Linked DNA regions of Homo sapiens: region 2 is linked to region 1. A link is an interaction called in ENCODE POLR2A ChIA-PET data of the cell type or tissue named here. Cell type or tissue: OCI-LY7. All regions are shown on one strand. Each heading gives the region's core, and the rest is flanking DNA. Links, peaks and the distances in the headings are about the cores only.

The links. ChIA-PET counts read pairs that join two places held together with the same protein. Peaks named below come from ENCODE experiments on the same cell type or tissue, not always from the same donor. Only the 100,000 strongest peaks of a DNase experiment are listed, where the experiment ranks them.
Region 2: POLR2A ChIA-PET joins it to region 1 with 5 read pairs; 4 of 35 experiments call an interaction of 5 or more read pairs at or near these places.

Annotation. Positions count from the first base shown.
Region 1 is chr19:12,475,936-12,491,997 of GRCh38, forward strand. It overlaps ZNF709 (zinc finger protein 709), which reads right to left and starts at 8,881. Exons shown (of 4, transcript NM_152601.4): 1 at 8,720-8,881. The coding sequence starts at 8,722. In OCI-LY7, for the core only: no CTCF peak of the experiment used is centred there; DNase peaks (open chromatin) are centred at 6,736, 8,626 and 8,926; H3K4me3 peaks cover 2,824 bases; H3K27ac peaks cover 805 bases.
Region 2 is chr19:12,652,417-12,664,346 of GRCh38, forward strand. It overlaps MAN2B1 (mannosidase alpha class 2B member 1), which reads right to left. Exons shown (of 24, transcript NM_000528.4): 5 at 11,287-11,419; 6 at 10,901-11,046; 7 at 8,844-8,960; 8 at 6,012-6,094; 9 at 5,808-5,928; 10 at 5,647-5,725; 11 at 5,030-5,139; 12 at 4,533-4,640; 13 at 4,155-4,271; 14 at 3,278-3,463; 15 at 1-44. Among named protein-coding and RNA genes, the nearest start is that of MAN2B1, 8.4 kb to the right of the region's middle. RefSeq lists a silencer at 4,905-5,105. In OCI-LY7, for the core only: a CTCF peak has its summit at 5,691 (motif pointing left); a DNase peak (open chromatin) is centred at 4,885.

The DNA.
Region 1 (16,062 bases), core at 4,591-12,590:
CAAATGACCAACAGCAATTCAATGAAAAAAGATAGCCTTTTTCAACAAACAGTGTTGGAAAAACTGAACATCCACATGCAAAACACAATGAAAAAAACACAAATCTAGAAACAGACGTTACACCTTAAACAAAAACTGGCTCAAAATGGATCACAGAACTAAATGTAAAATCTAGGCCAGGAGCAGTGGCTCATGCCTGTAATCCCAGCACTCTGGGAGGCCATGGCAGGAGGATAGCTTGAAGTCAGGAGTTTGAGACCAGCCTGGGCAACTAAGTAGGACCCCATCTCTACAAAAAATACAAAAATTAGCCAGGTGTGGTGGTGCACGCTTGTAGTCCCACCTACTCAGGAGGCTGAAGTGGGAGGAGTGCTTGAGCCCAGGAGGTTGAGGCTGCAGTGAGCCAAGATTGCACTACTGCACTCTGGCCTGGGCAAGAGGGAGAACTTGCCTCAAAAAAAAAAAAAAAAGTAAAGTTATAGGATACTAAAAGTTAATGAAGAAAATCTAGGTGACCCTGGGTTTGGTGACAAATGTTTAGATATAAGCAAAATCCATACAAAATAAATCAGTAAGTTTGACTTCATTAAAATGCAAAAGCTCCTTCTCTATGAAAGCTCTGTGTTAAGAGAATGAAAAAGACTCTAGAGCCTTTTGCGGTAGGGGGACCCACTTAAGGTGGGCCAATTTGCAATTAACAGCATAAAGTGGTTAAGTAAAATTTATAAACAAGGAATATGTTGCCTCCAGAACATCAAAAGAACCTAGAAGATGCTGTGGGTAGTCAGAGGGACAATAGCTATTTCATAGTAGTGTCAGGGATGGAGCGGCCCTCCTTTTACCAAATGGTTTTTAGGAACTTAACCAAAACATAAAGGTCTCTTATTTTATATATGGGGCAATGGACTTTTTGTAAGCTCTATTTTTTTTTTCAGTATTTATGTGTCCTGAATGAATGCCAAAACAATGTCCTCAGACAAGGCTGTCATTAATGTAATATCATACCTGTGTTCTAGAGAAAGGTGGATGCAGTTCAGATTTTGCCTGCAAAGACTGTGCAACAGCAAGGCTGTTGAGGTTCCCTTGGGAAACTAGGTAAAGTTATATAATTAGCCTGTGAGATGGTGAAATCTGTGAGATCAGCTGGATGGTGTCAGTAATTTCCATGTTGGATATTGGTATAGGGGCTTAATGGGTGGGACCACAGCATTAAGGTTATGGTAATCCATTGTGGGTTGCCATTCATTCTCTCCAAGTTTAAGAAAGGCCAAACTGTACTTTTAAAACGAGAAGCACGGGGAATAATCACTTCCTCACTAAACAAGTTTTACATAATACTTTTCAACCCTTCAAGGCCCTGTTCAATTTATATTGAGCCATCATAACTAATTTAACTGGGGAGTAAGTTCCACAGGGTCTCATTCTGTCAAGCCAGTTTGTAAGTGCCAAAGATTTAATTTAAATTTCACTTATGACTCACTGGTTTAGAGTTTACCTGTTCATTCTGGCGTATTTTAGGACACTGGGTGCCATGAACATGGGGAATTTAGGCACAGTTATGATGGCTAAGATGAGACATACTTATTTGTCTTCTATTTTATATTCAGTAACTCCCTTAAGATTATCAGGGGATACCTTGCTTAAATTTTAGTGGGTCTCCCAGGTATAACCATAATTTGAGCCCTTGTATTGGCTAATCCTATAGTGTGTTAATTAATACATTACATAAGATGTTAAAATTAATACAGAACCTATGATATAGAGGCTCTTTTATCTTTTTTGCCGTCTAAATTCCTTTAGTCTATTTGGAATTTCCAATTGGGTCAAATTGTGGACCTCTTTTTCAGCATTTTTTTCTTTTGTTCCTTTCCTTCCTAACATGTTTGTTTTGTTTTTGTTTTTGTCCCTGGATATATTTTGACAGCAAAATCCTCTCTACAGGGGAGGGGTGTTCTTTTCCCTCCAGAGAGCCACAAATCACTATTATCAGGCTTAGGGGCCTGTCCCTCATGGTTGCTTTATAAAGTTTAAGCACCTGGGCCTTAAGCTGGCTTTGAATGAACCCTTTGCAATGCTGCAGAGGAAACATGAGTGTGCCCTATAATCCTGAGGGTCAGCATCCTTGCTGCAATAGAGCAACAGCAGCAACACTTAAGGGTCCTTGGGAGCCCTGTGCTATTAGGAGTGTGGACTCGGCCCACCATCTAACAGCTGCCTTTCCCCCTCTCTTTTGTCTCTTTTTCAAAAATGACTGCTCTGGCAGGTAGTCTTTCCCATGAGCACCTTGTATGCCAGGTCAGCAGCAGTCACAGCTTCACTCTAAAACACACAGATAAGTCCAGGCCAAGAAACACTACCCAGGACCACTTTAAGGAGTATCAAATCTCATATTCCTCTTCAAAAAAGCCAAGGAATTATCAAAACGGCCAACTCCAGTTGGCTAAACATAGAACCCAGACTTGGCAGGGCTCAACATGCAGCACAGAGTAGCACAACTCAAAGTAGTAGCTTCCCAGAAAGCAGCAGCTGAAAGTGCATGCTGGCCATCAGGCAACAGAGCAGGTAGCAATTCAGTGCAAGAGAAGACAGACCCATGGGGTGACAGTCAATGTCTGAACACCATGCTCATGGTAACAATTCCTGTGTCGTTCCAATGTTGACACTAATAACAGCGTGGAGAACAGACACCAAAGGGTATGAAAAGACTCACTACTGTGATCATTGAGGTCTTGGGGAAAGCAGGGCAGGCTGCCCAAGCAGGTGTGACATAGCTTCAGAGAGCAAAGAAAGCCTCCTGGCCTGGGTTTTTATTGTAGTTTGGGGGTGGGGCTACAAGAGAGTACCTGCTCAAGGGCAGGAGCTTCTGTGGTTTGAATTTCCTGCTCCCAGACTTTTTCAGCTTGCCCAGGTGTGCAGCACGAGGAGAAGAGAGAAGGGTGACGCTTATGATGTGCACAGCCAAAATCAAAACATGCAGAGTCCAACTACTCATTACAGAACCAACATGAGTATGAAAAACATGCATTTGCAATTGCTTATTTTTATAAAAAGAAACACTGACAGTATGCTTAAGAAATTATTAAAAGGCCAGGCACAGTGGTTTATACCTATAACACCAGTGCTTTGACAGGCTGAGGCAGGAGGATTGCCTGAGCCCAGGAGTTCAAGACTAGCCTGAGCAACATAGTAAGACTCCATCACTACAAAAAATTTAAAAATTAGCTGGGAGTGGCAGCACACACCTGTAGTCCCAGCTACTGAAGAGGCTGAGGTGGGAAGATCACTTGAGCCCAGGAGGTTGAGGCTGCAATGAGCTATCATCATGTCATTGTACTCCAGCCTGGGCAACAGAACAAGACCCCATCTCAAAAAAAATAAAAAATTATCAAAAGTGAGTATTTGGGGGGTGGCTAGAGCAAGTGCCCTGGCTGGACTGGACCAGAATATGCTGGCAGTGAGTCTTTTCAAGTTAGACTCAACTATTGTGGATTTTTTTCTAACTTCCACATGCATGATTTCTTTAAAATAAACAGCTAAATTTAAATAAGCCATATTTTACTACTTAATAATCTTCATTTTTAATCAACTTACTTTTGCTTTTTAAATTTTGATTAAAATTTTCTACGTATGAAACAATCCTAAGACTTAATCCAGGCCGGGTGCGATGGCTCACGCCTGTAATCCTAGCACTTTGGGAGACCAAGGCAGGTGGATCGCGAGATCAGGAAATCGAGACCATCCTGGCCAACATGGTGAAACCTCGTCTCTACTAAAATACAAAAAAATTAGCCGGGCGTGGTGGTGCACGCATGTAGTCCCAGCTACTCGCGAGGCTGAGGCAGGGGAATTGCTTGAACCTGGGAGTAGGAGACTGCAGTGAGCTGAGATTGTGCCACTGCACCCCAGCCTGGTGACAGAGTGAGACTCTGTCTCAAAAAAAAAGACTGAATCCAGCTGGGTGTGGTGGCTCATACTAGGGAATTTTGGTAAGCCAAGTTGAGAGGATTGCTTGAAGCCAGGAGTTCAAGACCAATCTGGTCAAGAGAGTGAGACCCTGTCTCTACAAAAAAGAATATATATATATAATTAGGTGGGCATGGTGGCTCATGTCTGTAATTCTAGTTACTTGGGAGGCAGAGGTGAAAGGAGTTCAGGGCTGTAGTGAGTTATGATTGTGCCACTGTACTCTAACTAGGACAACAGAGCGAGACCCTGTTTTTTAAAAAAAAAACAAACAAAAACTTAATACTTTAAGCACTGACAATTACAAAAGTGAAAAACTTTCAAATCTCTTTCTAACTATAATGACAAGGTGCATTATTATGTGTCCTACCATCTCACACTGGGAGGTGCTATTGGGAAGGAGTAGCATATTATAATGCATTAGCATTTTATCTTAAGTATGTTAGGATTTTCAAATATATATATAAGCTTTGAGTAGTTATTCTACCAAATAAAGAAGTTCAGGCCAGGTGCAGTGGCTCACGCCTGTAATCCCAGCACTTTGGGAGGCCGAGGCGGGTGGATCATGAGGTCAGGAGATCAAGACCATCCTCGCTAACACGGTGAAACCCCGTCTCTACTAAAAATACAAAAAATTATCCGGGCGTGGTGGCGAGCGCCTGTAGTCCCAGCTCCTCAGGAGGCTGAGGCAGGAGAATGGCGTGAACCTGGGAGGCAGAGCTTGCGGTGAGCCGAGATCGCGCCACTGCACTCTAGCCTGGGCGACAGAGCAAGACTCCGTCTCAAAAAAAAAAAAAAAAGTTCAATTGCATTTTCCTTTCAGTTCCAGTGGAAATTCATTTGCAATAGGAATCATATGGACTTTGAGGTTTTTTCGTTTTTGTTTTTGTTTCTTGAGACAGGGTTTTAATCTGTCGCCCAGGCTGAATGAAGCACACTGACTCAATTTTGGCTCACTGCCACCTCTGCCTCCCAGGCTCAAGGGATCCTCCCATCTCAGCCTCCTGAGTAGCTGGGACTACACCCAGCTAAAATTACCACACTTGGCTAATTTTTTTTTTTTTTTGTAGAGACAGGGTTTCGCCATGTTGCCCACGCTAGTCTCAAACTCCTGGGCTCAAGCAATCCACCTGCCTCAGCCTCCCAAAGTGCTGGGATTACAGGCATGAGCCACGATGCCTGGCCTCTTTTAAATTTCCAAGTACTCTATGACATGCACATACAAAAACCGATCTAAAAATGAAAAATGTACCTGAGAATGTAAATACATTCATCTCTTATCTTGAGGTTCTCTTGCCTAAAAGAAACAAATATTCTGTTTGGTTCCAGAGTTTTCTTTTTTTTTGTTTTGAGATGGAGTCCTGCTCTGTTGCCCAGGCTGGATTGCAGTGCACAATCTCGGTTCACTGCAACCTCCCCTGCAACCCGGGGTTCAAGCAATTCTCCTGCCTCAGCCTCCCGAGTAGCTGGGATTACAGCCACCCACCAAAAATTACATGTCTGGTTAATTTTTATATTTTTAGTAGCGACAGGGTTTCACCAAGTTGGCCAGGCTGGTCTCGAACTTCTGACCTCAAGTGATCCTTCTGCCTCAGCCTCCCAAAGCGCTGAAATTACAGGCGTGAGCCACCACACCCGGCCTGGTTTCAGAATTTTCTTGCCTTAGTTGCATCATACCTTTCAATCGACTTACATTTTCAAACCCAAGAAACAAAATTTAACACACTCACATATGGAATAACATTAAAAAGTGTTAACAGAAACTAGAATTCAGCTGCTGTAATAGTCAGCAAATAAAGGAATCCAAAGGGAAAAAAAAACACCAGCCTGGACACAGTGAGGATCTACAAAAAATTTACAAATTCAGGTGTGACAGTGCACACCTGTAGTCCTAGGTACTTGGGAAGCTGAGGTGGGAGGATCATTTGAGCCAAGAAAGGTGTTCGAGGTTACAGTTAGCTATGATCACACCACTGCACTCTAGTCTGGGTGACAGAGTGAGACACTGACTTAAAAAAAAAAAAAAGGGAAGGAAGGAAGGGGAAAGAAAGAAAGGAGGAAGGAAAGGAAGAAGGAAAGGAAAGGAAGAAGGAAAGGAAAGGAAGAAGGAAAGGAAAGGGAAAGGAAAGCCAAGCCACATCTGTAATCCCAGCACTTTGAGAGGCCAAGGTGGGAGGACTGTTTGAGGCCAGCAGTTTGAGACCAGCCTGGCCAACAAAGTGAGAACCCACCTCTAAAATACACACACACACACACAAACACACACACACACACACACACACACACGCTCCCTCTCCCTCTCCCTCTCTCTCTCCCTCTCCCTCTCAAGTCAGCTCAGACTAGCAGACTGCTTCTCCACAATTCAGAAGGAAAACCCACACTCAGAAAGCTAAACACATACACAAGCTTGGGGCCCACATTCTTGCTGTTGGGCAACAACCTTTAGAGTGAGACAGTCCCTGGTGACAGAGGGCAGGGGCACCTGAGGAGCCAAAGGAATGAACTCAGCGAGCTCCACACATTCCCTCACCCCTGGTGACAGGGAAATCGCCCCTTCAATTGTTGTAAGTGAGGAAACTCTCAACTGGACTGAGATTAAGGTTCTGACCCAAATGAACTCCCCAGTTCATTCATCCTGTGTCCAGGAGACAGATCTCCTGGCCTTTACAGACTTTCTCACTATAGAAAAATTACACTGAGTGCACCTACACAACAGATGCAAAACTCAAACCTAATGTCTAAAAATAGGCCCAAGGAAACCACAATTATGCCCTCAGGAAGGGCATCACTGGATTCAGCCAATCCCCCAACGTGCATTCAGATCCCCAGCTTTCCAGTGCTCAGCAGCTTCTCTCAGTACAAAGGGCTCCTTCCACAGTAGGTATGAGCAGGTAGGACACCTGCAGGGGAGGCTCCCTAGGAAGAAACAACTGGGCCTTCGATTACATCCCTTGGGAGACCCAAGGGTTGGTCTTAGAGCTTGGAGTCACTGACCTGAGTCCTCTTTGCTCTCCAGTCAAGTGACCTGGACCACTACTGATATTTACATGAGACAAACCCTGTGTTTGAAGAAATCAAAGGGGAGGCTGAGGCAGGTGGATAACCTGAGCCCAGAATGGAATTCCATTTGAAATCACCGAAAAGGAAAGAACAGACCTGAGGAACTTGCTATACATTCTCAGAAGAAAAAAAGAGAAACAAAAATTTTTAATAAATGCAATATCATACTGGGATATTTCATTATTATTATTTTCTGTTTTTGAGACAAGGTGTGAGACCTTGCTCAGCCTGGAGTGCAGTGGCATGATCAAGGCTCAAAGCAGCCTCAACTTCCCAGGCTCAAGCAATCCTCCCGCCTCGGCCTCCCAAGTAGCTGGGACTACAAGTGCAGGCCATTACGCCCAGCTAATTTTTTTTTTTTTTTTTTTTTTTTCTAGTAGAGATGAGGTCTCTCTATGTCACCTAGGCTGGTCTTGAACTCCTGAGCTCAAGCGATCCTCCTGACTCAGCCTCCCAAAGTGCTGAGATTACAGGCGTGAGCCAACGCTCCTAGCTTGATATTTTATTATTTTCTGAAACCCATCTCTTTCTTGCCTCTTTGGAAATATTTTACATCCACTCTAAAGGTTTATTTTATTTTATTTTTTTATTTTTTTGAGACAGAGTCTCACTCTGTCGCCGAGGCTGTAGTGCAGTGGCGCAATCTCATCTCAACTGCAACCTCTGCCTCCCGGGTTCAAGTGATTCTCCTGCCTCAGCCTCCTGAGTAGCCGTGATTACAGATGTGCACCACCACGCCCGGCTAATTTTTTATATTTTTAGTAGAGACGGGGTTTCGCCATGTTGGCTGGGCTGTAGGTCTCCTAATTACGTATATTTTACATTTTTTGAGAATCAATTAAGTGAGTAAATCTTTTCAAGGTGATAAGCCCAGGGAGGGGAAGTGCTGCGCTGGAAAGGACAGATCTCCCAGAAAAGTTTCCAAAAAGGAGACTCAACCCAAAGGAGTTCCCATAGGATGTCAGGTCCCAGGAGAGATACTGGCAAGAGAGGCACAAGCATTTTACACGAGGTAGCTTCAAGTCCTTCTCCTCTGTTTTCCTCTCATATAAATACCCCAAAGCATACGTTAAATCTTTTTAAAAGAACCATCCATTCCTCTGTACAAAAAGGATAATTAAAATACTGCGTCTGGTTGAAATAACGACGTTGTGAACTGGAGAGAAGACATTGGCATTTGAAAGAGATCTAGAAATTTAGGGATTTAATCCCAGCTCTGGGAAGAGCCAGGCTGGAGGACACGGTCGTGGGTTTGAGATCTGGCTTCCCATACACTTGGAAACCTTGAGAAACGAGTCCTCCCTTGGGAAGAAAAGAGGGACTGAGGACCCCACACAACACTGCTCCTCCCACGCACGAACCCCACGACCGAGACGGGATTCCCTCCATGACCCTCCCGTGCCCCAGCACAATCTGGGGAGACGCGAGGCTGCGGGCTCGGAGCTGCCCAGAGAGGGCTCCGGGACTGGGGCCGCAGTCGCCGCGCAGGGACTTGACAAGACGTCCGGGGTCCCGGCTGCCGGCCCAGCCCCATCCTGCGGCCAAAGAGACCGAGGGCCGAGCTGCGCCAGGAGGACTCGGGTCCACAGACCCGGGAGACAACGGCGGGGAGGCCTGGGTCCCACCACAGCCAGATCCGGCCGGTTTCAACCCGCCCCTCTCTCCCATCTCAAGACCCCCAGCCCCGCACACTTACCATTTCCCAGACTCTGGGATGTCCTGGTGTTCTGTTTACCTCTCCCGCGGCCAGCACAGGTCCTACCTCCACCTGAGGCCCTTCCTCCACCTGAGGGCCTTCTGGGGTGAGGAGACCCCAGAGCGGAGCGCAGCGGCTGGTAGCCACGCCCTCGCCGTTTGCGCAGCGCCCCTCCGCCCGCCTTCCCGGCGGCGCCCCTGATTGGACATTGCACTCTTGGACCCGCCTTCGTTGCCTGAGTGACAGCTAGTAGGGAAGTCGCGTCTCTAAGCAACCTGCATTCGTCCGGGGTCAGGAATCTGTTCCCCTGCCACGGATATTTGCGTCTAAGCAGAATTTGTTAACGTACCCGGGGTCGGGCACTGGTGTCTTCCTGCAGCTCCTTCTGAGCGCGGAGACACAAGCGTGCACAGCGCAGGAAATTCCAGGCTCAGTTTCCAGAAAAAGGCTCTTTGTCCACAGCGAAAAAGGACGCCCGGGCCATGCCAGACTAGAACGGAAGGGTCAGACGCTCCCAGACTTAGCATAAGGCTGCGAGGCCATTCATGGATTTCTGACTCTTGTTTACAAATACAGACACTTAGAGTGACAGAGTGACCTCATCATACCTAACAAAGAGTGACTACGTTTTAATCTTTGACAACTGACAGGGTTTAGGCCGTCACCCATCCCTTCCCTCCCCCCACACTTTGCTCTAGTGGGAAGTTTGGACCCCACAGCCCTAGTCTGAGAGAAGGAGTTCCTTTTTTTTTTTTTTTCGGTAGAGATGGCGGTGGTGGGGTGGTCTCACTATGTTGCACAGGCTAGTCTCGAACTCCTGGGCTCAGGTGATGCTCCTTGGCTTCCCAAAGTGTTGGGATTACAGGCATGAACCACCGTGCCCAGTGAGGAATTATTCAGTTAAACCCAAAGCCATGAGATGTGTTCAGTAAAACTGAACACTGGAAGGATATTTATTTCGGACCAGTTTTTGACTATGTCCCTAGAGAACTTTTGTGGATCCTTTATGTTTGTTTGGTTTGTGGTTTTTGTTTTTGAGACAGGGCCCTTCTTTGTCCCTCAGGCTGGAATGCAGTGGTGCAATCAGAGCCCCCTGCAGCCTCGACCTTCTGGGCTCAAGCAATCCTCCCACCTCAGCCACCTGAGTAGCTGGAACCTCAGGCACGTGCCACCATGCTTGACTAATTTCTTTCTTTCTTTTTATTTTTATTTTGTAGAAACAGCATCTCACTATCTCACCCAGGCTGATCTTGAACTCCTGGGCTCAAGTGATCTGCTGGCCTCAGCCTCCCAAAGTGTTAGGATTACAGGCATGAGCCACTGCACCCAGCCCCTAGAGAATTTTGAAATGTAAATGGCTATGATATCGATAAGGCAATTAATTCCATTTTCACTGAGATTATTTAAAAAACCACAAAAGATTATGTAAATTTGGCATGTACTAGGAAACTCAATATACTTAAGATATTGGATCAAACCTACTAATGGGCAGGGCATGATGGCTCACACCTGTAGTTCCAGCACTTTAGGAAACTTAGGTGGGAGGGCTGCTTGAGCCCAGGAGTTTGAGATCAGCCTGGGCAACATAGTGAGGCCCCCCCCTCCCCCATCTCTAAGAAAATTTTTTAAAAATTAGCAGGGCATGGTGGTGCACACCTGTAGTCCCAGCTACTGGGGAGGCTGAGGCCCGAGGATTGTTTGAACCCAGGAGGTCAAGGCTACAGTCAACTGTGATCCTGCATTCCAGCCTGGGTGACAGAGTGAGACCCTGTCAGAAGGAAGGAAGGAAGGAAGGGAGGGAGGGAAGGAAGGAAGGAGGGAAGGAGGGAAGGAGGGAAGGAGGGAAGGAGGGAAGGAGGGAAGGAAGGAAAGAAGGAAGGAAGGAAGGAAAAAAAAAGGAAACCCCTGTAGCCTTTGGCTGTCACTGTCCTATCTTCCCATCTTCCTCCTCCAAGCCTCTGTCCTAAGCAACCATTAATTTACTTTCAGTTGCTATATAGCTTTCCCATTGTAGACTTGGAATGGAATCATATACTATGTGTTCTTTGTGAGATTAACTTCATTCACTTAGCATAACTGTTTCAAGGGACATTTACATTGAAGTTTGTATCAATACTTCATTTGTTGTTTACAGTAAAACAATATTTCATTGTACCAATATAGCCCATTTTGTTTATCCATTCATCCATTAATAGGCATTTGGTTTGTATCCACCTTTTAGTTGTTATTAATAAGGTTGCTATAAACATCCATGTACAAGTTTTTCTGTAGACATAGGATTTCATTTGTCTTGGGAATACACTTAGGAATGGAATCGATGGGTTACATGGTAATTCTATCTTTAATCTTTGAAGAGCTGCCAGACTCTTCTCCTCTCCTTTGGGAAATTCTATTACACACATATTGGTCAACTAAATAGTGTCCTGCATATTTCTCAGGCTCTGTTCATTTTTCTGTTTTCTGTTTTTGTTTTTTTAAGATGTAATCTTGTTATGTTACCCAGGCTGGACTGCTTCAGCCTCCCAAGTAAGTGGGACTACAGGTGTGCACTAGCATGCCCAGCTTAAAGAAATAATTTCTATTTTGATATGACACCTGCAGATCCCCCTCCCTCCCCCAAAAAATCTTTTTTTTTTTTTTTTTTTTTTTGAGACGGAGTTTCACTCTTGTTGCCTAGGCTGGAGTGCAGTGGCACAGTCTCGGCTCACTGCAACCTCTGCCTCCCAGGTACAAGTGATTCTCCTGGCTCAGCTTCCCGAGTAGCTGGGATTACAGGCACCTGCCACCATGCCCAGCTAATTTTTTTGTATTCTTTATAGAGACAGGGTTTCACCATGTTGGCCAGGCTGGACTTGAACTCCTGACCTCAGGTGATCCGCCCACCTCGGCCTCCCAAAGTGCTGGGATTACAGGCCTGGGCCACCACGCCTGGCCCGAAAAATCTTATTCTCCAGTTATCTCCTGAAAAACAGTAGGCCTACAGTCTACACTATATCTTGATTAAATTCCTAGATCTCTTCCCAATTGATTTTCACTTCTTTTTTGAAACAGACTCTCACCCTGTCACCCAGGCTGGACTGCAGTGGCGAAATCTCAGCTCACTGCAAACTCCACCTCCTGAGTTCAAGCGATTCTCCTGCCTCAGCCTCCTGAGTAGCTGGGGACTACAGGTGTCCGTCACCACTCCAGCTAATTTTTGTATTTTTAGTAGAGACCGGGTTTCACCATGTTGGCCAGGCTGGTCTCGAACTCCTGATCATAGGTTCACGCCATTCTCCTGCCTCAGCCTCCCGAGTAGCTGGGACTACAGGCGCCTGTCACCACACCCGGCTAATTTTTTTTGTATTTTTAGCAGAGCTGGGGTTTCACTGTGTTAGCCAGGATGGTCTCGATCTCCTGACCTTGTGATCCGCCCCCCCTTGGCCTCCCAAAGTGCTGGGATTACAGGCGTGAGCCACCACGCCCGGCCCACTCCTCCACTCTTAACCACTATTCTCTTTTACAATTTTATACCTTTGCCTTTTTCAGAATGTCATATAAATGGAACACAAAGTAGTCTTATTAGTCCTGTTTTCAAATTTGACGACTTATTTGTAAACATTGATACAGTACCTGCAGTGTTCTGAGTTTTTTTGTTTTTTTTTTTTTTTGAGACAGAATTTCACTCTTGTTGCCCCAGCTGGAGTGCAGTGGCGCCATCTCAGCTCACCACAACCTCCGCCTCCTGGGTTCAAGCAATTCTCCGGCTTCAGCCTCCCGAGTAGCTGGGATTACAAGCATGCACCATCACACCCGGCTAATTTTGTATTTTTAGTAGAAACGGGGTTTCTCCATGTTGGTGAACCTGGTCTCAAACTCCCGACCTCAGGTGATCCGCCCGCTTCAGCCTCTCAAAGTGCTAGGATTACGGGTGTGAACCACAGTGCCCTGCCAAGTTTTCTATTTTTGACAGTGCCCAGTACAGGTGGTGGCACACATTCGAACTTCAAAACTGAGAGATTACGGGGCTGGGCACGATGGCTCATGCCTGTAATCCCAGCACTTTGCTTCAGCCTCCCCAGTAGCTGGAATTGCAGGCATGTGCAATTTTGTATTTTTAGTAGAGATGGGGTTTCTCCATGTTGGTCAGGCTGGTCTCAAACTCCTGACCACGTGATCCGCCCGCCTCGGCCTACCAAAATGCTGGGATTACAGGCGTGAGCCACTGCGCCCGGTCTATATTCTGGTTATTAATTCCTTGTCAGATGGGTAGTCTGCAAATATTTTCTCCCATTCTGTAGCTTGTCTTTTCACTTTGTTGTACAGAAGCTCTTTACTTAATGTGACCCCTTTATCTATTTTTGCTTTGGTTGCCTGTGCTTGTAGGGTATTACTCAAGAAATCTTTGCCCACTCCAATGTTCTGGAGAATTTCCCTATATTTTCTTTTAGTAGTTTCATAGTTTAAGGTCTTAGATTTGAGTCTTTAACTGATTTTGATTTGATTTTTGTATATGGTGAGAGAGAGGTCTGTTTCATTATTTTGCATATGGTTATCCAGTTTTCCCAGTCTCTTTATTGAAGAGACTGTCCTTTTCCCAATGTATGTTCTTGGCACCTTTGTCAAAAATGAGTTCACCATAGATGTATGGATTTATCTCTGGCGTCTCTATTCAGGAGTTTAAGACCAGCCTGGCCAACATGGTGAAACCCTGTCTCTACCAAAAATACAAAAAAATTAACTGGGCACAGTTGTGTGCACCTGTAGTCTCAGCTACTCGGGAGGCTGAGGCAGGAGAACCGCTTGAACCTGGGAAGCGGAGGTTGCAGTGAGCCGAGATCACGCCACTGCACTCCAGCCTGGGTGACAGAGTGAGATTCCATCTAAAAAAAAAAAAGACGGAGAGATTCCATTAGCACTGTGGGCTATAGGAATGTAGGCAAGACCTTGTGCTCCCTATACTTCAAATTTTTCATTCATAAGATAGGACGTATGGTTGGATGGGGCTAGTCAAATGAAATACTAATGATTATATCACATTAATTTCCAATGACATATAGTGAGATGCATATATGTCATTGAAATGTTGGACAAAAATTAGGTTTTAATTGCTCTCTAGTAAAACACAAAGCTGTTAACTTTTTTTTTTTCCATCTTCCCTAACGTGTGCTGGAGGTCTACCATATGGAAATGATACCTGCGGACAGTTTCATGGGCTTTTGGGTCTTTGTGGATCATTGAAACAAAAATTACCCAGCTACTTCTCTTGTTTAAAAAAGCATTAAAGATTGAAAATGTCAAATATACTTTTTTTTTTTTTGGTAGAGACAGAGTCTCGCTCTGTCGCCTAGGCTGGAGTGCAGTGGCAAACTCGGCTCACTGCAACCTCCGTCTCCTGGGTTCAAGCAATTCTCCTGCCTCAGCCTCCCAAGCAGCTGGGACTACAGGTGCACACCGCCACATCCAGCTAATTTCTTTTGTATTTTAGTAGAGACGGGGTTTCACCATGTTGCCCAGGCTGGTCTCAAACTCCTCAGCCCAGGCAATCACCAGCCTCAGCCTCCCAAAGTGCTAGGATTACAGGCGTGAGCCACCGCCGCCAGACATATACCTTATTTTTAACTAAATTGGGATGAAAATCAAAATAATACCCTCTGTCTGTAGCTTGCTGCAATTCTAACTTGGATAATTGCCCTCTAAACATCCATAGTTCTTTTGGATTTGTCAACTGGGAAATCACTGTGGATTTGGCTAGATATCACCCTGTTCATCGGAAAAACCTGAGATGGTTTGCACTATGCAGATGACTGTTACCTTTCTCCAAACTGGGAAGAACTCCATGGTTTTCTGATTACAATTTGTGTCATTCAGTCTCCAGTAAATGCAAAATTATAATGTCAAATAGATGAGATCAATGGAATAGAATTGAAATCCCAGAAATAAACTCATATATATATATACATACATATATATATATACATACATATATATATATATGTATATATATATATATATATACTCAAATGACTTTCAAAATGCTGCCAAGAATATGCAAAGACTATTGTTTTCATAAATTGGTGCTGAGACAACTGGATAGCCACATGCAAAAGAATGAAGTTGGACCCCTACATCACCCAATATATGGTAATTCACTGAAATAGATCACAGACCAAAACATAAGAGGTGAAATTATAATAATCCTAGGAAAAAAAGGTGGGAAATATTGATAATCTTGGATCTGGCAAAGAATTCTTACATATGCAGGCCGGGTGCAGTGTCTCATGCTTGTTTTCCCAGCACTCTGGGAGGCCGAGGGGGCCGGACAGCCTGTGGTCAGGAGTTTGAGACCAGTCTGGCCAACGTGGTGAAACCCCATCTGTACTAAAAATACAAAAAATTAGCCTGGCATAGTGGTGCATGCCTGTAATCCCAGCTACTCAGGAGGCTGAGGCAGGAGAAACACTTGAACCCGGGGGGGTGGAGGTTGCAGTGAACTGAGATCATGCCACTTCACTCTAGCCCGGATGACAGAGTGAGACTCCATCTCAAAAAATAAAAAAGAATCCTTACATATGCAGCCAAGTGTGGTGGCTCATGCGTGTAATCCCAGTACTTTGGGAGGCCAAAGTGGGAAGATCACTTGAGGTCAGGAGTTTGAGACCAGCCTGGGCCACATAGTGAGACCCTCGTCTCTATTCAAAAAACAAAAGGAAAAAAGAATTCTTACATATGACAGCAAAAGCAAAAATTGATGTGTGTGTGCAATAGAATACACACACACACATATATATACACACACACACATAATTTGGGCCTCATAAAAGTAATAGCTTTTGTGCTTCATAGAACACTATCAATATGTTGAACCAACCCTGCACCCCTGGGATAAATCCCACTTGGTCACGATGCATTACATTTTTAATGTGTTGTTGAATTTGCAAATATTATAATCCTATATCTGGAAAAAACTAAAGACTCCACCAACCAGCACTTTGGGAGGCCGAGGCAGGTGGATCACGAGGTCAGGAGTTTGAGACCAGCCTGGCCAATATGGTGAAACCCTGTCTCTACCAAAAATACAAAAATTAGCTGGTCATGGTGGCATGCACCTGTACTCCCAGCTACTCAGGAGGCTGAGGCAGAAGAATCGCTTGAACCCAGGAGGTGAGGTTGCAGTGAGCTGAGATCGTACCACTGCACTTCAGCCTGGGCGACAGAGTGAGACTCTGTCTCAAAAAAAAAAAAAAAAAAAAAGACTCCACCGAAAAACTATTAGAAATGATAACCCAATTCAGTAAAGTTCCAGGATACAAAATCAACATACAAAAATCAGTAGCATTTCTATATGCCAACAGCAAACAATC
Region 2 (11,930 bases), core at 1-8,000, 170 kb after region 1:
TCCATCAACAGCCCTGTGTCAGGATCAAACGTTGCCCGGATGTGCTGGGCAGAAAAGGGTCCACAGATGGGTTTGTGTGTGTATGTGTGTGTGTTTTCTTTTTTTAATTTTTCTTTTTTCTTTTTTTTTTTTTGAGACTGAGTCTCACTCTGTAGCCCAGGCTAGAGTACAGTGGTGCAATCTTGGCTCACTGCACCCCCCACCTCCCGGGTTCAAGTGATTCTCGTGCCTCAGCTATCCAAGTAGCTGGGATTACAGGTGCCCACCACCCCGCCTGGCTAATTTTCATATTTTTAGTAGAGACAGGGTTTCACCATGTTGGCCAGGCTGGTCTCAAACCCCTGAACTCAAGTGATCTGCTCACCTTGGCCTCCCAAAGTACTAGGATTACAGACATAAGCCACTGTGCCCAGCCGGATTTTTATTTTTTTTTTTTGAGACAGAAACTTGCTGTGTCGCCCAGGCTGGAGTGCAGGGGCGCAATCTCTGCTCACTACAGCCTCTGCCCCTGGGTTCCAGCAATTCTCCTGCCTCAGCCTCCTGGGTAGCTGGGATTACAGGCACATGCCACCATGCCTGGCTAATTTTTGTATTTTTAGTAGAGACGGGGTTTCGCCATGTTGGTCAGGCTGGTCTCCAACTCCTGACCTCAGGTAATCCACCCGCCTTGGCCTCCCAAAGGGCTGGGATTACAGGCGTGAGCCACTGCACCTGGCCTGGGTTTTTTGTTTTTTTTTTTTTTTTGAGACTGAGTCTCGCTCTATCGCCCAGGCTGGAGTGCAGAAAGTGGCGTGATCTTGGCTCACTGCAACCTCCGCCTCCCGGGTTCAAGCAATTCTCCTGACTCAGCCTCCTGAATAGCTGGGACTACAGGCACATGCCACCACACCTGGCTAATTTTTGTATTTTTATTAGAGACAGGGTTTCACAATATTGGCCATGCTGGTCTCGAACTCCTGACCTCATGATCCACCCCCCCCTCAGCCTCCCAAAGTGCTGGGATTACAGGCATGAGCCAACACGCCTGGCCCCTTTTTTTCTCAATTTAAAATTTTTTTAGGGCCGAGCGTGGTGGCTCACACCTGTAATCCCAGAACTTTGGGAGACCAAGTTGGGTGGATAACCTGAGGTGAGGAGTTTGATACCAGCCTGGCCAACATAGTGAAACTCCATCTCTACTAAATTAAAAAAAAAAAAATTTAAATTTGTTTTCTAGAGATGGGGGTCCCACTATGTTGCCTGGGGCTAGTGTCCAACTCCTGGGCTCAAGCAGTCCACCACACCCAGCCATTCAACCTGATTTTTTTTTTGTTTGCTTTTGAGACAGAGTCTTGCTCTGTCCCCCAGGCTGGAGTGCAGTGGCATGATCTCGGCTCACTGCAACCTCCACCTCCTGGGTTCAAGTGATTCTCCTGCCTCTCCCTCCCGAGTAGCTAGGACTACAAGTGTGTACCACCACGCCCAGTTAATTTTTGTATTTTTGGTACAGACGAGGTTTCACTGTGTTGGCCAGGCTGGTCTCAAACTCCTGACCTCAGGTGACCTGCCAGCCTCAGCCTCCCAAAGTCCTGGGATTACAGGCATGAGCCAACGTGCCCACCCCAGCCTTTTCTTTTTTTCTTTTTTTTTCTTTTTTTTTTTTTTGAGACGGAGTCTCACTCTGTTGCCCAGGCTGGAATGCAGTGGCGCCATCTCAGGTCACTGCAAGCTCCGCCTTCCGGGTTCACGCCATTCTCCTGCCTCAGCCTCCCGAGTAACTGGGACTACAGATGCTCGCCACCACGCCTGGCTAAATTTTTTGTATTTTTGTAGAGTCAGGGTTTCACCGTGTTAGCCAGGATGGTCTCCATCTCCTGACCTCGTGATCTGCCTGCCTCGGCCTCCCAAAGTGCTGGGATTACAGGTGTGAGCCACCGCGCCCGGCCCCCCCAACCTTATTTTCAACCTCACCACCTCTTACCAGGGCCTTCCAGGGCCAGTGCAGTCAACCCCTTCCAGGTCCCTGCACTTCCACACTGGCTGCCTACAGTCTGTTCCCCACAACAGCCAGAGCACACCTGTGATACCCTAAGTCCCATCAAAGCCCTCCTCTGCTGCGGACCAGGGCCAACTTGGGCATCTGATGTGTGAACCACAATGCCAGAACTCACAAGACTTTTAGGGGCCTGTGGGAACGTTTTAACTTCTTTTATTTTATTTTAATAAAAATATGAAAAAGATGTTTTCTTCCTAACATGAACAGTCCTACTGCAGAACTTCTTTTATTTTATTTTATTGAGACAGGGTCTCACTTTGTCACCCAGGCTGGAGTGCAGTGGCATGATCTCGGCTCACTGCAACCTCTGCCACCTGGGCTCAAGCAATCCTCCTTCCTCAGCCCCCAAGTAGCTGGGATTACAGACGTGTACCACCACCCCCAGCTAATTTTTTGTAGAGACTGGGTTTCACCATGTTGCCCAAGCTGGTCTCAAACTCCTGAGCTCAGTAGATCCACCCACCTCAGCCTCCCGTGGTGCTAGAATTACAGGTATAATCCACGATGCCTGGCCTATTTTATTATTATTCTTTTCAGACAGGGTTTCACTCTGTTGCCAGGATGGAGTACAGTGGGACAATCATTACTCACTGCAACCTCGAACTCCCCAGCTCAAACAAACCTCCCATCTGGGCCTCCCAATTAGCTGGGACAACTCCTGGGCTCAAGTGATCCTCCCGCTTCAGCCTCCCAAAGAGCTAGGAGTAGACACATGAGCAACAATGACTGGCAAAAGCCAAAGTCTTCCTGTTGGTCCTCAAGGCCCTCAAGGTCTGACCTGTCACCCGTTCACCCTGCTTCAGCCACACTGAGCTCCTTGTGGCTCCTGGAATTCTGCACACTCTCCTGCTCGAAGGCTTTTATGCCTGTTATTCTCTCCCCACCTGGATCTCTCTTCCTTCAAATAGCCACACGGCTCCCTCCCTCAGGTCATATCTTAAATGTCACCTTTATCGGGAACACCTTCCCTGAAACGTCCCTGCCAAAATTGCGAACCACCACCTGCCACCAACTCTGACATGTCTGTCAAGTGTCACCCATGATCACACTGGGTCCTCATAACAGTCCCAGGAAAGGACACTGAGGCTCAGACAAAGGTCACTTGCTCAAGGACACACAATGAGGGGAGTTGTGACAGGAGGTCATAAGCCTAGGGACCTGCTGACCCAGAGTCCACACAGCTCACCATGACACTTCAAATTTGTCACAGGAGCAGGAAAGGGGATTGAAATGGGGTCTCACCTCATTTTCGATGGTTAAAGCAGGGGACCAGGATCTTCTGGGGATGGGCTGTGGTGCGCGGGCCTGGGGCTTCCAGCGAGGCACCTGGGCTACTGAATAGGTGCTGAAGCCCAGGGCGGGCAGTGAGGCTGAGAACAGCAGCTCCGGAGGGTGCGCCTGGCTGTCTGAGCTGGGAAATATTACCACCTCGGATAAAGGAGGAGGGAAACTGAGTCAAGAGTACCCATGGAAAGCTATACATGCATGGAGACAAAAAACTCAAGGAAGGAAAAGAGTCCTGAGATGGGGAAAGGAAATGGAGGTGTGTGTGGTGGGGGGACAGTCAGATTCCAAGGAAATGATTGCAGAGAAGATTCACCAGGTGGAAAAAAAAACCCACCGGGAGGGTGGAGAGACCATGGAGTCGGGGGAGTGAAGGAGGAAGTAGGGGAAGAAACCCTTGAGGCAGGTTCTCGGGGGAGGAAGAGGTTTGGGGGAGGACGTTTTCTGGAATGAAGGAGATGTCCATAAACAGCAATAAATTTTCCTGGGGAAGCGGGGTATTAAAATGGAGGACCAGCCAGGCACGGTGGCTCATGCCTATAATCCAGCAGGCGGAGTTTGAAGTGAGCCAAGATCGCGCCACTGCACTCCAGCCTGGGTGACAGAGCGAGACTCCGTCTCAAAAAAAAAAAAAAAAGGGAGGACCACTCACAGGAGGCATATGTTCCCAAGGGGAGACTGATATTAAGGGGCAGAGGGAGAAGATACAAGAGGGGGGAAGAGATATGCATGAGTGGGAGGTATTCATGGAAGCAGGCGATATCCATGGGGGCGATGAGGAAATGCCCACTGGGGGAGGAGTCCCAGCGGGGGAATATTCGTTGTTTGGGCTCACATCGCTGGGCACTGTCCTGCCATTGGGGTCCTTCACAACGAAAACGCCTTCGCTGACCGGCAGCCGTACCATCCAATTCACCTTCCGCCCCAGGGGATTATAAACGATGACCTGGAACTGGGGAGGCGGGGGTCAGAGAGGGCATGGGTCACAGCAGGCCTTCTCCAAACCCACCCACTTTGCACAGAAACACCCCTGGCTGGTCCTAGTGTGGTCACGGCACTTAAGGCCAAGCCCCCTCGAGATGCGTTGTTCTCTCTGCTGACCCAGCTTCGCAGCCCACGTAATTTCACTCCTGTATAGTCCTCCAAAAACATTTTCCAACTACCCCCTCTAAAGCCCATCTGCCCTAGATCCACCCCTCCCGTCCCGGCTCACGCGCGCCGCCGTCTGGCTGAGCGGGCAGATGCTGATGTTTAGCTGTTGGCAAAAGGTGAAGTGATCTTTGAAGCCTCTGAGCCGCGCCAGCGCGTTGCTCAGAAGAACCTGCGGAAGAGCGCAAAGGGACCGGTGGGTTCAGGACGCCAGGCCTGACTCCTCCCCTCTCCTCAGGCCCCGCCCCGTTCCGGTCTCTGTCCCGCCTCCCTCAAGAGTCGCCCCAAAACCCCTTCTAGCCCCACCCTGCTGCCCTTGACTATACCCCATAGCTGTCTCCGCCTCCTCTTGCCCACGCCCCGCCTCCTTCCCCCCTCCAAAGCCCCGCCCCGTTCCTGTATCTTTCCCCGCCTCCTACAAGCCCCGCCCCCACGAGCCCTTGTAGCCCCGCCACAGGGCTCTCGGCTACGCCTCACACCTGTCTCTGTCCCCTTTCCCAGGCCCTGGCCCCGCCCCTTCCTGTCTCCACCCCCGTGTCTCCCAAGTCTCGCCCCGCGCACCTCGCAAGGCCCCCAGCCTGCCGCAAGCTGGCGCGCGTAGTCGTTGGCCACGTGCTGGCGGGAGGTGCCGCTGACGGCGTCGTGATGCTGGAGCACAGCCATCGCCTCATCTGCTCATAGACAATGAGTCCGGTGAGGTTCTGTGGGACTCAGCTGAGACCCCAAGGGGAAGCGAAAGGTCCGGTGCTGGCGGGCAGGATTCTTAGAGGCTTTAAGAAGGAACTCGAGGACGGCTGGGGGCGGTGGCTCACGCCTGTAATCCCAGCACTTTGAGAGACCGAGGCGGGCGGATCACGAGGTCAGATCGAGACCATCCTGGCTAACATGGTGAAACCCCGTCTCTACTAAAAATACAAAAAATTAGCCGGGCGTGGTGGTGGGCGCCTGTAGTCCCAGCTACTCGGGAGGCTGAGTCAGGAGAATGGCGTGAACACGGGAGGTGGAGCTTGCAGTGAGCCGAGATCGCACCACTGCACTCCAGCCTGGGAGACAAATCGAGACTCCGTCTCAAAAAAAAAAAAAAAAAAAAAAAAAAAGAAGAAACTCGAGGGGGGCGGCCTAGGGGTGGTTTCCAACTTCAGCCGCAAACCTCTTCCCCTCTTGGGCCCGACACTTACTGAGGGGTGCACTGTCTCCGGAGCCATAGGGTCCCACGTTGGCCGCCAGGCCCACCAGCGCCTCCAGCTGGTTGCACACCTGGAGGCAGAGGGGTATGTTGGGGCGCCCAGCCTGTCGGGCCTCGGGGCTGCATGCCCCCTCTAGCCCGGCTCCTACCCACCTGCAGGAAGTTGTAGCTGAGGCGCTCGTAGCGTTTGAGGGCCGGCCGACTGGAAAAGTAACCGGTCCAGAACTGGTGGGGGCCATCCGCGTAAGGGAAGAAGTCGTCATGTTTCACTGACCTACAGCGGCAGGGGCATTGAGGGCAGGGTCATGACCCACGGGGCATGCCAACCCCCCCAAGCTCCCCAGTTTCCCCAAATACCAGGTGAGGTTGGCCTTGTTCAGCTCCCAGAGGTAACAAGCGGGGGTGGAGTAGAGAACATGGACACTGCTTCCTTTTGCCTGCTGCTGGGGGAGGCGACGGAGTGAGCCCTCGGGAGTCCGCACCTTCCTGGGGGCCCACACTTCCACACATGTGTGCACATTCATGCATCCCATAGGTTCAGTTTCTCTAAATACATATTTGGCGTGCAAGCCAATGGTTGGGTGTGAAAATGAATTTTGGCTGAAGTCAAACATGACCACTAGCCTTTTTTAAAAGGATTTCAGAGATGCAAGAATAAACCTGAAATTTTACTAAACTTTTACAATAATTCCAACTTTATTATTAAAAACTTTTGTGGAAAAACTAAGTGTGACATTATAGGGCAGGAATAATCGTTTTGCAGGACTGTCAGATTGTTACCAAAAAACACAACTTTTTTTTTTTGGGACGGAGTCTTACTTTGTTGCCCAGGCTGTAGTGCAGTGGCTCAATCTCAGCTCACTGCAAGCTCCACCTCTTGGGTTCACGCCATTCTCCAGCCTCAGCCTCATGAGTACCTGGGACTACAGGTGCCCGCCACCACACCCGGCTAATTTTTTGCATTTTTTAGTAGAGACGGAGTTTCACCGTGTTAGCCAGGATGGTCTCGATCTCCTGACCTCATGATCCGCCCGCCTCAGCCTCCCAAAGTGCTGGGATTACAGGCATGAGCCACCGTGCCCGGCCTAGACACAATTTTTATAATGAATGGAGGTGCACTTTCACCTGAGCAAGGTGGAGGAACAAGAAAGTGACCTATGTGAGGAAAAGGATGTTTGTTTTGCACGAGCTGTGTCCCCCAATGTACACAGTAGGTGCTCAATAAACTTTTTTTTTTTTTTTTTTTTTTGAGACTGAGTCTGACTCTGTCGCCCAAGCTGGAGTGCAGTGGCACGATCTCAGCTGGCTGCAAACTCCGCCTCCCAGGTTCCAGCGATTCTCCTGCCTCAGCCTGCCGAGTAGCTGGTCTTACAGATGAGTGCCATCACGCCCACCTAATTTGTAGTATTTTTAGTAGAGACAAGGTTTCACCATGTTGGCCAGGCTGGTCTCCAACTCCTGTCTTCAAGTGATCCGCCCACCTCAGATTACAATCCCAACACTTTGGGAGGCCAAGGCGGACGGATCACCTGAGGTCAGGAGTTTTGAGACCAGCCTGGCCAACATAGTGAAACCCTGCCTCTACTAAAAATACAAAAATTAGCCAGGGTTGGTGGCACATGCCTGTAGTCCCAGCTACTTGGGAGGCTGAGGCAGGAGAATCACTAGAACCCAGGAGGCAGAGGTTGCCATGAGGCAAGATCATGCCACTGCACTCCAGCCTGGGTGACAAAGCAAGACTCTTGTCTCAATAAATAAATAAATAAATAAAATTTTAAAAAGAAAAAATAAATAAAAATAAATGACATAAAAGAGCTGTTTTGGTGAAATAGCAGTGCTGGGAGCGAGTGGAAGGTGGGAATGGAGATTGCACCGTAGTGAGGACAAGATTGATGGGAAGGGGTGTCTGAGATGGGAGAGGGGAGACAAGTTTCTGTGCTGATGAGAGTGACTGACTGTGCACACAGCCACAGCCACAGGCCACTTAGTGCAAAACACTAACACATCTGTGTTGGGTAAAATGATAACTGCCCAAAAGTGTCCATGTCCTGATCCCCAGAACCTATTACCACATTAGATTACATGGCAAAAGGGGAATTAAGGTTGCAGATGGAATTGAGGTTGTTCATCAGCCAAACTTAAAGTAGGGAAATTAGGCCACACAGTGGCTCACATCTGTAATCCCAGCACCTTGGGAGGCCGAGCGGGGTGGATCACGAGGTCAAGAAATCGAGACCATCCTGGCCAACATGGTGAAACCCTGTCTACTAAAAATACAAAAATTAGCTGGGCGTGGTGGCACGCGACTGTAGTCCCAGCTACTTGGGAGGCTGAGACAGAAGAATCACTTGAACCCAGGAGGCGGAGGTTGCAGTGAGCCGAGAGCACGCCACTGCACTCCAGCCTGGGCGACAGAGCGAGACTCCGTCTCTAAGTAAATAAATAAAATGTGGAAGAGAGAGGCAGAAGAGGTGAGAATGAGAGAAAGGGATGTGATTACAGAAACAGGGTCAGAAAGATGCTATGTGGCTGGCTTTGAAGATGGAGCCAAGAATAGATTTTGAATGTGGGTAACTTCTAGATGTTGGAAAAAGCAAGGAAATTATATTCTCTCCTAGAGACTGCAGAAGGAACACAGCCTTGCCAACACCTTGATTATAGCCTGGTGAGACTCAGGCTGGATTTTTTTTTTTTTTTTTTTTTTTTGAGACAGAGTCTTTCTCTGTGGCCCAGGCTGGAGTGCAGTGGTACAATCTCCGCTCACTGCAACCTCCGCCTCCCGGATTCAAGAGATTCCCCTGCCTCAGGCTCCCGAGTAGCTGGGATTACAGGCACGCACCATCACACCCAGCTAATTTCTGTATTTTTAGTAGAGACAGCGTTTCACCATGTTGGTCAGGCTGGTCTCGAATTCCTGACCTCGTGATCTGCCCGGCTCAGCCTCCCAACATGCTGGGATTACAGGCATGAGCCATTGCGCCCGGCCTCATGCTGGACTTCTTACCTACAGAACTGTAAGACAATGTATTTCTGTTGTTTTGAGCTGCTAAGTGTGTGGTCATTTGTTATAGAATGACCACAATAGAACAATAGAAAACAAAGACAGCACTGAGAGCTATGCACATAACCCAAGGCCCCCGGATGCAAGCGCACATGTGCACAAGGGTACCACAGGGTAGGCGCACTGACCTGCGCATTTACCAGCCGGATGAGCTTGTCAAGGTTCTTGAACCACATGTTGGCATTCTCATATTGGAAGTCCGAGCCCATGGTCATCACAGTGTGGTTGGTGCGGTAATACCGGCCCTGCAGGCAAGAGGGGAGTCCTGAAGCCAGAGGATCCTGGGCCATCCCTGTGTATAGCTGTGTTTTGATGTATATGGGGTCAAGGATGTTGGGTGCACAGGCATGGGTGGGGGTATGGCACTTGGGAGCGTGGGGACACAGATAAAAGTAGCCACCAGTTGTTGAGCAGTTCTCTTGGACCCACTACCTAGAAGAGGGCATCCAGTCACCATGCCATGCTATCTCTTGCCCAGCCTATGCTATCTCTTCTAATGAGGAATGCACATAAATCCAGGAGGGGGACATTGTGATGGTGAATAGAATAGCATCTTCCTCCAGGGGGCATGAGAACATGATTACAGGGGCTCACACCTGTAATCCCAGCTACTCAGGAGACTGAGGCAGGAGGATCGCTTGAGTCTAGGAGTTTAAGACCAACCTGGGCCACACAGCAAGACCCTGTCTCAAGAAAAAAAAAAAAAATTAATCTAAAACAATTTTTTTTTTGAGACAGAGTTTCACTCTGCTGCCCAAGCTAGAGTGAAGTGACGTGATCTCGGCTCACTGCAACCTCCACCTGCCAGGTTCAAGCGACTCTCTTGCCTTAGCCTCCCAAGTAGCTGGGATTACAGGCGTGCGCCACCACACCCGACTAATTTTTGTATTTTTAGTAGAGACAGGGTTTCGTCATTTTGGCTATGCTGGTCTTGAACTCCTGACTTCAGATGATCTGCCCATCTCGGCCTCTCAAAATGCTGGGATTATAGGCGTGAGCCACCATGCCCAGCCATCAATTTTTAAAGAAAGGAAAAAAAAATTTTTTTAAGGAGAACGTGTTATGCCAGGCATGGTGGCTCACACCTATATCCTAGCACTTTGGGAGGCCAAGGCAGGAGGATCACTTGAGTTCAGGAGTTTGAGACCAGCCTGGGCCACATGGTGAGACCTTATCTCTGTGAAAAAATAATGTTTTTTAATTATAAAAATGTTAAAGGCTGGACGCGGTGGCTCACGCCTGTAATCCCAGCACTTTGAGAGGCCAAGGCTGTGGGTCAAAAGGTTAGGAGTTCGAGACCAGCCTGGCCAATATGGTGAAACCCCCTTTCTACTAAAAAGACATAAAACTTAGCCGAGCATGGTGGTGGGCACCTGTAATCCCAGCTACTCGGGAGGCTGAGGCAGAAGAATCGCTTGGACCCAGTAGGTGGAGGTTGCAGTGAGCCGAGATCGTGCCACTGCACTCCAGCCTGGGCGACAGAGTGAGTCTAAAAAAAATAAAAAAGGAATTCTCAATAAAAATGTTAAAAATAGACTAGGCACAGTGGCCCACACCTGTAATCCCAGCACTTTGGGAGGTTGAGGCGGGCAGATCACCTGAGGTCAAGACCAGCCTGGTCAACATGACGAAACCCTGTCTACTAAAAATACAAAAATTAGCTGGGTGTGGTGGCAGGTGCCTCTAATCCCAGCTTCTTAGGAGGCTGAGGCAGGAGAATCGCTTGAACCCGGGAGGCGGAGGTTGCAGTGAGCTGAGATCATGCCACTGCACTCCAGCCTGGGTGACAGAGCAAGACTCTGTCTCAAAAAAAAAAAAATAATAATAAATAAATAAAAATGTTAAAAATAGAGGCCAGGTGCGGTGGCTCATGCCTGTAATCCCGGCACTTTGGGAGGCCGAGGCAAGCAGATCACTTGAGCTCAGGAGTTTGAGACCAGCCTGGACAACATGATGAGACCCCAGTGCAAAAATACAAAAATTAGCTGGATGTGCTTGTTTGAACCCAGGAGGCAGAGGTTGCAGTGAGCCGAGATCGCACCACTGCACTCCAGCCTGGGTGACAGAGTAAGACTGTCTCAAAAAAATTAAAAATAAGGAGAACGTGTTAGGGGATGCCTGTACCATGGAAAGAGCTCATTGTATTGTATATACCGGACTCGAAGGTTCTGGACACCAGGGTTACCTGGGCAGTGGCCACATTTAGGAAGTAATCGACCAGCTCCTTGGCGTTGTACTCGGGGCTGCGAGGGTCCTCCACCAGCGGCTGATCGACACACAGCACATCCCAGCACAGATTCCTTGGCGGGTTGTAACCATTGGGAAGCACACCTGCAGGTCACACCAAGTTCAAGGGGTGGCCCATCACCCAGACCTTCCCTGGTTTCAAAGCCGGCCATGTCCCACCCAGGATGGGCTTCAGAATTTGTGTCCCAATGCAAAAGGAAATGCAGGGCCTTTGTTCCCAGACTATAGGAATTCCAGGACAGTGACAACAGAGCAGATATCAAGCCCAGGGCCCTTCTGAGTGTGTGGCACCATGGCTGGCCCTGCCCTCACCAAGCCCCCTACCAGTGAAGAGGTCCGCGGTCGGGGGCTTCAGGCTGGTGCTGGCCCGCCACACCTGCTCCATCTCCAGCTTCTGCATCCGTACCCACTTATCTTGATAATCAAGGCGCCCAAAGAAGAAGCCGTCGAAGCCCATCTGGGGATGAGGGAGGAAAAGGCAGTGTGAATTAGTGCCCAGCCCTCTCACCACCAAACTCCCCTCTGCTTGGGAGGGGCAGGTCAGAGCACAGGTTAAAAAGCAGTGCTAGGTCGATGTGGTGGCTCTTGCCTATGATCCCAGCCTTCTGGGAGGCCAAAACAGGAGGATCACTTAAACCCAGGAGTTTTTGAGACCAGCCTGCACAACACGGGCAGACTGTCTACAAAAAATTTAAAAATTAGCCAGGCGTAGTGGTGCGCTCTTGTAGTCTCATCTACTAGGGGGGCTGAGACAGGAGAATCGCTTGAATCCGGGAGATTGAGGCTATAGTGAGTTAGGATTGCACCACTGCACTCCAGCCTGGATGACAGCAAGACCCTGTCTCAAAAAACAAAAACAAAAACACGTAGGGCTGAAACAGAGAGGCCTCCAGCTTATTTCCAAGCTTGGGGAAGTTTCAGAACTCACCACCTTGGGCTAGCAGGGAGAGGGCGGGTCCAACATCAGA